Linked DNA regions of Mus musculus: region 2 is linked to region 1. A link is a loop called in an ENCODE intact Hi-C map of the cell type or tissue named here. Cell type or tissue: gastrocnemius. All regions are shown on one strand. Each heading gives the region's core, and the rest is flanking DNA. Links, peaks and the distances in the headings are about the cores only.

What was found. Hi-C counts contacts between places; a loop is a spot of excess contacts. Peaks named below come from ENCODE experiments on the same cell type or tissue, not always from the same donor. Only the 100,000 strongest peaks of a DNase experiment are listed, where the experiment ranks them.
Region 2: a loop joins it to region 1, with 4 times the contacts of the local background. A loop is called at or near these places in 2 of 42 quality-filtered maps.

The regions. Positions count from the first base shown.
Region 1 is chr10:4,608,715-4,614,100 of GRCm38, reverse strand. It overlaps a transcript of Esr1 not described here. Among named protein-coding and RNA genes, the nearest start is that of Esr1, 99 kb to the left of the region's middle. In gastrocnemius, for the core only: a CTCF peak has its summit at 2,150; no DNase peak of the experiment used is centred there; H3K4me3 peaks cover 1,995 bases; H3K27ac peaks cover 1,903 bases.
Region 2 is chr10:5,065,352-5,070,737 of GRCm38, reverse strand. The region is part of intron 129 of Syne1 (spectrin repeat containing, nuclear envelope 1); the gene reads left to right. Among named protein-coding and RNA genes, the nearest start is that of Gm51757, 260 kb to the left of the region's middle. In gastrocnemius, for the core only: no CTCF peak of the experiment used is centred there; no DNase peak of the experiment used is centred there; H3K4me3 peaks cover 3,702 bases; H3K27ac peaks cover 3,712 bases.

The DNA of each region.
Region 1 (5,386 bases), core at 85-5,084:
CACACACACAAACAAATTAACACTTTGTTAGGCCCTTGGCAGGGGTTCATAGGTGGTATTTCTTTCTCAGCAAACAACAGCCAGCCAGCTCAGGCAGAGGTGGGTGGACAGGACCGCGCCTCCTCTGTGCTTTAGCAGAGCAGAAGCACAGTGGTCCTTCTCTCTCGTCTGTTTTTCTCTACAGCCTCCCTGGACCCATGGACCAAACTGCAGCTCAATCATGGCCTCATCTCAAGCAGGCATTCTGACCAACTGGACCAAAATACAGAGACATACTGAGACGGGGCAGAGATGCGCCTTCTTACCCATGGAAGAAGGTGCAGAGGGCACTGTAGGCTTAGGAATGTATGTGTCTGAGCATGATAGGAGGCAGATGGTTCCAAGTCCTAAACTGAATGAAAGTCAGGGGTCACTGAAGGAAAGGACAGCTGCCTGACTTTGTCATTGCAGCAAAGCTAATGCTCTGGGGCCTTTACTGCCTTGAGCAACAGAACTGAACAACTCCCTTCAAGTGTCAAGACAGCACCTCCCACTCATGAACATAACCCTGGCACTCACATTCAATATTTTGCCAATTTTCCTGTGTGTTTGTCTCTCATCTCTATGTCAGTGTTACTTCTAATTTCTATGACAAAAATCCACCAATCACTGCAAGACTGGGTCCAGCCTCTACAGCTTTATATCCAGACAGGGTCTAGAACGGGCCTTTTTGGGATGTTTATAAAACAAGGGCAAACATTTGCCTTTTTTTTCTTGCGAAACAAGAAAGAATTTTACTGAATACAGATAGATGCTGACCCCAAGAACACAGAGGTTCCCACCCTACTGACTTTTTAAAAAGTTCAAATACTTTTAATTGGTACTCCAACATCAGCCCTCTCTGAATATATTATTTCAAATTCAAAACCAAATACATTTCCCATCAACCTTGTGGCTGGGGGTGCTCTGTAAATCTACTAGATCTGGCCCAAGAAGGTAATTTTCAAACATCTGACATTAAGTGGTACTTCATGTCCCGATTGAACATCATCTTAATAAAAACCCAACCCTTATATTAGGGTTAAAAAAAAAACTTAAAATAAATTTTAACTAGCTAGACTTTTCTGGGCAAGTCAGAGAGAACAAACACTGGCAACTTCTTGGTCAAGCATGAGACTTTCCACTACAGGAAACGGGTGGCTTTCCTGTGGCCAAAATGAAAGTATCCTTTTCTGCCTTTTGTAACTACCACGTCACTGGCGAGTGGCACACACTGTATGGCACTGTCCTTAATATACACACCACCCTGCCTTAAAAAAAAAAAAAAGCAGTCACCCGTGGTTATTTTCAGGTTAGAGAGAACCAAGCCCAAGCCCACAGGACTCAGAACTCGCCTACAATTGTGAGGCAACTTCAAGACAAGATGCGTTACTAGATTGCGTAGCTTTTCAGAAAACTCGTCTGCCTTCAGGAAACAAATGATGCAAATGATGGCTTATTCCAGTCGCCTTAGATCCAGCTCACATAAGTCACAGCACCGAAGATTAAGAAACGTGGTCGCGTTGAGACAAGTACAAAGTGAAGTCGGAGCAGGAACTTTTTTAAACTCGCGCACGTTTCAACCATACAGAATCCCCCACAGCTCGACCTGGGACCAATAAATTGACGCGATCTGAGGCAGGCAGAGAGAGAGCCTGCCAGTGCTGCACCAAGAACAGATAACTGTGTCTGACTCAGCTGAATGTAGCTTCCCCGGAGTGAATTTCCATGGGACCAAGGTCAGCTTTAACATGATAACGTTTGCCAGAAACTTTATAAAATATCCCTGGAGCAATGAGCGAGAGAAAAATGAACATATTTTCACAGAAGTGAACTCTTGAGACTCCAGCCTGATTGCACACAGTAGCACACTATAGCCAAGGGGGGGGGGGGGGAACTGTAAAGAAATGGAGAGAAATAGAAGTACCTGCTTGAGAAGAATGTCGCCCAGAGACTGCCTTCTTAAGCTAGACAATGGCAGAGGAGGGGGCATTGGCCTCTCCTGGCATCACAAGGCTGCTGAGCAGGGAGCCTTGTGTTTTCGGTTTTGGTAGAATCCGTTCCGAGGCTGTTATGACCATGAAATTAGGAAATGCAGAGACTCAGAAGCAAAGAGCTAGCACCACCACTTGACTGGGATTGGAAACTCTGCTCCGGATAATAGGGGAGGGGGTGGCCTTCCTCTCTCTCTCCAGCCAGGTCTGCTTCCAACTTTCTCAGCGTTTGCCTACAGATAGATGTTTGCAGAAGGACAAGCCTCTGGCTGAAAAAAAAAAAAAAAAGTGATCCAACCCACTTTCTCTTTCCTTGCAATAAAGCTCGAAGTCTAGACGAACATGTTGACTTGGAAAAAATAAAATAAGGGAGCGTTCTTTCTGCACACAGATTTTCCTCGCTGAAAACTAGCTAAGAAGGGGCATAAGGGTGTTTCTAATGTGAGCGCTTCTCAGAGTTTCTCTTTCACTCATTGACTCAACCAGCTAAGTCCGTGGCTCAGCAGTTCTTGTCACTGATTAATGAATGGGGTTCCTGATTTTGGAAACCTGAACAGCTTAGCCTGAGCTGACTCTGAAAGCCTTCAGGTGTATGAGCCTTCTATAAACTGCTTGGCATTTCCTGCCGTGATTTACAAGTCCTGTTTGCTTTGGGGCTTTAATCTGGTGTTTTGTTTTGTTGAGACAAGGTCTCACTCTGCATTTCAGACTGGCCTTAAACTCTCAGGATTCCCCCTGCCTCGGTCTTCCAAGTGCTAAACTTACAGGCGTAAGCCAACATGACTGGCTTTTTAAAAACTTATTTTGTTTGTTATTCTTTCTTTTTTTTTTTTAACTCAGAGACAAACACGCTGAAGCAATAATATGAGATAAAAAGCATTTTAAATTTATTTTCCTTTTTGGTACTAGGGATAAACCCAAAACTTTGATGTGCTAAGCAAACACATTACCTCTGATCCACAGACCTCTAATTTTTTCAGACCTTTTGGAATTTTAATAGCTCATAAAATCTGTTGTGTTCTATGTAACATGTGTTTTAAATGCTGGGTTGTTGTTTTAATGTCTTAGTTTTTCTTTTTTTCTTTTTTCCCTATTCTATAAATCTGAGAAAGAATGCTTCTGTGGAAGTAAGAATGGTATCAGGCAAAAGACCAAAAAAGACTCTGGCCACTGTCTCGATCCCTATACATGAACATTAGTGCATGCTGGGTAAGAAAAGCATCTCAGAATTGGCTGAGAGGAGAAAAGATACCAAATGTCTCATGACTGATCTACACATTCTTTATAATAAGTTGTCTTGATTGTCTTCAGTTTTCTATACCCTGGTGAGTTTGGCCCCAAAACAATTCAAATACACAAATGTGTCTGAATTTAACTCCCCCAAACTACATAGTGTAGGATGTATTTTAGTTGTGATCTGAAATGTTTTATTTCAAATTAGCGAACGTTAAACTTGATAAAACTCATTTATAGAAGGAATAATCACATAGGCCAAGCATGTCAGAGAAGGCCCTCGCTTTATTGTTCTTATTATGATTTCCTGTGAAAGGTAAGTGAGTCAACAAAATGTTTTGAATAGTTCAAACATTTTAAAAGCCAAGTGGTTTTTTTTCCTCTAAATTAATTGAATCCCTCTGTTACTTGCCAGGATGGATGAATCATGCTTTCAAGCAGCATTAGCTACCTGTTAGAATCAGTGGTGCACAATCCAGAGAAGAAAATTACCTAGGGCAGGGGTTCCCAAAATAGAACACCCCTCAGATTCGGAAGCAAGTGTACATTATTTCTTTGTTGTGAAGGGATTACAGATGAGTGTACAGGCACACAGAAGTAAGTGGGTACATGACTGCAGAGCCCAAAGCAAGACACTGCTGTGCTTCTCTGTTGCTCTCCACATCGTTTCCTTGAGATAGGTATCTCAGTGAACTGGAAGCTGGCTGGGATAGTTGGGCAGTGAGCTCTTGGGATCCACCTATCGAATGCGAGTGCACAGACACACTCACACACACACACACACACACACACACACACACACACACACACACACAAAGAGAGAGACAGAGACAGAGAGAGACAGAAACAGGGACAGAGTCAGAAAGACAAAGACAGAGAGAGAGAGACAGAGAGAAATAGAGAGAGTGTGTAGGTTTGCTGGGATTGCAGGCACACATAGCCACGCCCAGCATGCTAAAGATTCAAACTCAACTCCTCATGCTTACAGAACAAGCAGTCTTATCAACTGAGCCTTCTCCCTGGTCTTCTACGCCCTTTTCTTTTAAAACGCACGTTTGTAATATAAAGATGTGTATGAGGCTGTGTGTCCTTAAGGGACAGTTGTGATGCCCCCTTCTAGACCATGCTTTCTTAGGTGAAAAAGAGTGAAAACACCAGCCAAAGTCTTCCAAATGAGTGCAGGTGTCTGGCGTGTCGGGACAAAGCACTTTCTACAACACACAGAGCCAGGTGCTACTGACTGGCAAGGAGACCGTGAGATGCTGAGATTGCGAACACACTCTGGCTAGAGCCAGTATTCAAATTCAGGGGTCCAAGTCAAGCCTCCATGACAGAGACCTCTGCTACAGTCTCTGAGAATCCACAGAACTGCACCCAACATGGAAGTGTGTGCTGTACTAGGAGTCGTTCTGCAGTTTAGCTTCTTCATGACTTCACTACAGATTAATATATATGTATATGTGTATATAAATATATGCATATTTATACATATATACATATATAGATATATATTAGATATAGACATAGATATAGATCTGCCAAGACCAAAACATTGTTTTAAAATATTCTGTGCTTTTCGTGGGGCAAAAACTCTCCTTTGAGGGAAAAAATTACCTAATTAGACTGTATTCAACAGTATTAGACTGACTGGATAATAAGCAACAAAGAAGAAAAGGCCGGACGTGGTGGTGCACACCTTTAATCCCAGCACTTGGGAGGCAGAGACAGGCAGGTTTCTGAGTTCGAAGCCAGCCTGATCTACAAAGTGAGTTCCAGGACAACCAGGGCTATACAGAGAAACCCTGTCTCGAAAAAAACAAACAAACAAACAAAACAAAAAACAAAAAAAAGCATCTAATCTATCATTGAGAGCGTGTCGTCTGCTATGTCCTTATCAATAATGAGAGAGGGCCAGCACACACATCCTCTCTTCATGTCATGAACTTTATTAGCAACACCAAATGATGAAATTCTAGAAATTTTTCTAGGTTACAACCTAGTTTTTTTGTTTTTGTCTTTTGGTTTGGGGGGAGGGTTGTTGGTTTTTGTTTTGTTTTGTTTTGTTTTGTTTTGTTTTGTTTTGTTTTGTTTTGTTTTTGGATATATTCTTTTATTTCTAAAGTAACCATTAACAGCCCAGT
Region 2 (5,386 bases), core at 236-5,235, 460 kb before region 1:
AGTTTTCTAGATATTGTCTTTATTTTTTTAAACTATCCCAAAAGATATATAAACAAACTTGAGTCAGCTAGCTGTATGTCAGTAAGGCACGGGTGCTTTACACTGTAGTCTCTAAAGTGTTCCTCTGTGCCCACCACTGAAAATCTCATCATGTCAATGAATCCAGTGGAAAACTTTTGTATAGATGAAGTGTCCGTTTCTGAGTCCCGCCTTTAGAATTAGAGCAGATCATAGGTCTATTGTCCGCTTGCTCTGGACATGAAGAGCAAGTGTGAGACCACGCTGGATTTACTCCCTCTCAAGCTGCTTGGCTATCACATTTGCTTTCTGCTCCTTGTTTACTGCGCTCGGGCTAGATGAACTTCCTCCACACCTGTCTTCAGCTACAACTGCCAGCGGTATTCATTTTTGTCCTTCAGTCCCGTTCATGGCTCTGCCCCTTTCCAGCAAAAATGTTGATTCACCAAATAGAGCAGAACTTGGTTCATATTTTAAGAATTTTTAAAATCAATTCTATATTTTTTTACTTATATATTTTGGGTAGCGTGGATGCAGGGGAATGCCACAACATACATGTCAAACTCAGAGAAGCACTTACAAGAGTGAGTTCTCTTCTTTCAGAAATGGAACTCAGACCGTCAAAGGGATGGTAGCTGGCCTCACCTGCTAAACCATCTCACTGGCCTAGACTGTTTCTTTTTTCTTTCTGAGACAGGGACTCATTTAGTCCAGGCTACCTTTGAATCCCATATGTCATCAAGAGTGATCTTGAACTTCTGATCCTCCTGCCTCCACCTTCCTCAGTGCTGAGATGATAGACACATAACCACATGTTCTATTTATGCACTGCTGAGAACCAAACTCAAGGTTTTACATACACTAAGAAAGTACTCTGCCAACCAAGCTATGTCGCCAGCCTTTGTATAGTTTTCATATCTGTTGCTATATGTTTTTGCAAAAAAAATTTTGAAACTTCCCCAAATTCACAGAATAAAATTTTCTGAAATCCTGTCAAACAAAGCAACTTAAAAAAATGTCTTGAAATAATGTTATTTTTGACTACCTCTCATCATTATTTTTAAATGGACAAAGGACAAAGGTCCTATAAGTGGAGGTGAATATTTCTTCATTGTTTCCCATGTTCAAATAGTCTGTTACAAAGGGGATGTCAGATGATTTTCCACAGAGTATCCAGCCCTTCTCCCCCAGCAACCCCTTAACCTCCTCTTACTCATACCACTGTGCTGGCCGACTGACCGGGAGAGAGGAAGAATCTGTTTCTGTTTGCTGCTGCGATCTGCAGTGTTTGTATCTGCTTCTGTTTGCTGCTGCGATCTGCAGTGTTTGTATCTCCTTCTGTTTGCTGCTGCGATCTGCAGTGTTTGTATCTGCTTCTGTTTGCTGCTGCAATCTGCTGTGTTTGTGGGAGTTGTGCTGGTACTTTTGCACACAACTGCTTTGTCTTTTCCAAGGAGCACTGCTGTTGTAGCCAGCAGCACACAGAAAAAAGCTGAGCGTCTGTGCCTGCAGCCGTGGCTGTCTCAGGAACCCTTTCTTTTGAGCCGTAACCTGCTCTTGCTGGCAGATTACCCTTCTTACCCTCGTGGCCTACATTCCAGGAGATCAAGCCTGGCACATGCTCATGAGTGTGGGTTTTATTTAGAAGCATGACCACTTGTGACTGCCCAGTGTCATGTTAACAGACAGACAACCAGCACCATTTGTCCACCAAGAGCATTTTCATACTTCTGGCCTAGATAAGGGGAGAGACTCTCTCCTCATCCAGGAAGGACTGAGCCTTTCGCTCTGCAGAGCCGGACTTCTACAAGTGACAGCTTCATGGTGGTGGCAGAGGACTTGCATGGCCCGAGGATGGCAGAGGACAGCAGTGTGGATGCAGATCTCCCAGACTGCGACTGCGATGTCTCCAGGCAGGCATCTTCTTGATTGGGCATAGCTTTAGAGTTACGTGGGGCTCACGGGATAGACACTAGGCTCTTCCATCTGGAGTGTTTCGTGCTGACTTTAAATAGACGTGAGTAGCACGAGGAGAATGTAGGCCATGGACTCCAAAGGGTTCTTTGTTGGTTTGTTTTCTTGTTTCCTTACTGGGCATGTACAGGAGGTTAGTATTTCCGTTGTGTCTGGGCCAAATGCATCATGCAAGGAACATGGCTCCAGTTGAGAAGCCGAGACAGGAAGATTGAGAAAAAGATTCAGCAAAGCCACCACCTGCTAGCGAAAGGGTGGCTTCAGACTAAACTGAAAGTGGGCCGGAGCCTGTTTACAACTTTGCAGCGGAAAGCTTTCTCTAGAGTAAATAAAAGTCTGTTTCAGGCATGTGGAGGAGGATTTTCTTCTGAGAGAAAAATTGCTTTTGTTTGTGTTGGTCAGCCCCTTTGGGCGGTTTAGGCCTTCAAGTCTTATAAAATATGCAGATACTATAATTTAGGTCTAAAAAATATTAGTTACATGGCTTAGTGTAAATATTGAGTTTGTGATTGAATTCATATAGAGTAACAATAACACCGTTGATGGTCTGTGGTGAGGATTCACGGTTCTTCCCATATGATAGGGATTTTTATCTTAAGGTTCTGAAATGTTTTTCATGTATTGTCATGCCCTTGTGTGGATTCACATAGGTGGGTTGTATTTACTAATAGCAATTTTGTTTCAACTATATTTATACTCTGAACTCTATTTGGTTTTGGTTTGTGGATATACTAATTATTTGAAGGAATGCATATGTGTATGTGTGTGTGTGTGTGTATGCGCATATGTGTATATATCAGATATTAGATATATTAATATAAGTATATTTGCAATTACACATATGTATGTGCTCATTTGTGTGGTATCAGTAATGGGATGGGTAGTTGGATTCAGTAGTATGGCTCTTCTCAAGAAGTTTAAGAGCCTGGGACATGCTTTGGGTGAAAAGGACACGCATAAGCTATGAGGGCTTGCTGATTAATCATGCTTGTTAAACCCTGCACATGTGTATCAGATGTTGGCATCTATGTTAAATTAAAAACCTGGATGCTATCCCAGGGAATGCCACCCAAGTTGCTTAGTTTCACATGATAAATAAATAAGTAAATATTCTAATACATGAAAGAATTCTTTCAAAGGGGTAATGGAGGAAAAATGAGATATTTCTTCTGCGCAAGAATGACACCTGAAAATACCAGAGTTAATAAGCTATTACAGATAAACATGGGTTTTCAGCCCACTTCCTCCATGCTCGCCTCTGCTCTCCCCACCAACATACACATGATGTATTATGCAATTTGTAAGAAAATATACTTTTCCTGAAATTTATAAAGGACAACCACTTAAGCACTCACCCATTGACTTTACTAAATTTATATTAGCCTGAAAGAGGAAGTTGTCCATAATGGAGTATATGAATGAGCATTTCCGTGTCACAATGCCCTCTGCTCATTGTACACTAACCACACTGCCTTGGACCTCATTCAGTGTTTTACAGGATCTGAGTCTTTCCACTAATTCTGCTGGCCTGGTAGAGTATGATTTACTCACATCTTTTTGTGCTCTGAAGCATTTGATTGCATCTGTGAACACACATGGATGTGCTCCTTTGTGTGGTAGTATCCGTGTGAATGGACAGTTGGATCCAATGGATTCAGCGACGCCAAAGCTGGTCACATGAGAGGGAAGGGACAACATTCTTCCTGGGTCCCTCCAGGACAGACTTCTTGGTGCCTGCAGCGCATCATTCTTCAGCCCTGCCCAAGTGGGACTGCTGGTAATCTAAGGCATTATGGTAAATTCGAAGTCCATTCTGTGGCCACTCACTGCGTTTCCTGAGACCTGCAGCAGCAGCCATCACAAAGCTGTCATTCATTAATTACCCAGGGGAATTTTGTCTTATGAATGACAGACACATGCAGGGATGACTTTTCAAAGTTCTTGGAAACATTCAAACACAGTACCATGAAATGCACAAGGTCCAAGCTTGACTTCTGCCTATAAAACTAACTAAGGAATTCTTTTTTTTCCATATTTTTTATTGGGTATTTATTTCAATTACATTTCCAATGCTATCCCAAAAGTCCCCCACACGCTCCCCCACCCACTCCCCTACCCACTCACTCCCACTTCTTGGCCCTGGCATTCCCCTGTACTGAGGCATATAAAGTTTGCACAACCAATGGGCCTCTCTTTTCACTGATGGCCGACTAGGCCATCTTCTGATACATATGCAGCTAGAGACATGGCTTCGGGGGGTACTGGTTAGTTCATATTGTTGTTCCACCTATAGGGTTGCAGTTCCCTTTAGTTCCTTGGGTACTTTCTCTAGCTCCTCCATTGGGGGCCCTGTGATCCATCCAGTAGCTGACTGTGAGCATCCACTTCTGTGTTTGCCAGGCCCCAGCATAGTCTCACAAGAGACAGCCATATCTGTGTCCTTTTAGCAAAATCTTGCTAGTGTATGCAATGGTGTCAGTGTTTGGAAGTATATTGAGTAAAATTATAAGTTGTGGTAAGCAGTGTGTAACACATTGTTATTCTTTATCAACTGGCCAATATAAACATAGATTTTTCTTAAGTATACATTTCCCTCCCAAATTTTCTAATATACCTCACCCGAGAGTGCATTTAAAAAAGAAAATGTTATTGTGTAATAGGTATTACAACCAAATACTTGTCACACACACATATGGAAGCAAACATGGAGAACTGGCCATCTTTTTAAAAAAATACTAATAATTATTTTGCTTTTTTAAAAAATTAAAACATAATTACATCATTTCCCCCCTTTCCTCTCTCTAATCCCCTCACATGCATTTCCCTTGCTGTGCCTCAAATTCATCTTTTTAATTGTTCACACACACACACACACACACACACACACACACGCACACACACACACATATCTTCCTAAATATAAATACAGCCTGCTCAATCAATGTACTATTATGTGTATGTATATGATTTCAGGGCTAACTACTCAATAATGAATAACCAACTGAGGTTAGGGTTCATCCTTAAACAAGACCCAAACAAGAATGATACCAATGGACATGCTAGCATGGAAAAGGGAAAATTTCATGGCATCCTAGCTCTAGACAAAAAAACTACAGTCAGCTAAGGAATGCCCAGAGCAGGATGGAAGTCCTTTAAAGAACACGTGTGTGAGGATGAGATTTGGGGATAGTCCCTAGGGGAAGATGCAACTATACCATCAGGATTGGTTTCATTGGAGGCAAGCACTCTGATTTGTTGACACTGTGATGGTAGAAATGAGGTTGTCCATCAATTTTAAGGAACTAAAAATAAATCGATATTCTAAAAATTCTTGAATGAAGAAATTTTCCCTCAGAGCGGTGACTTTTGGCCTGAAAAACAGAGCCGAACTTCT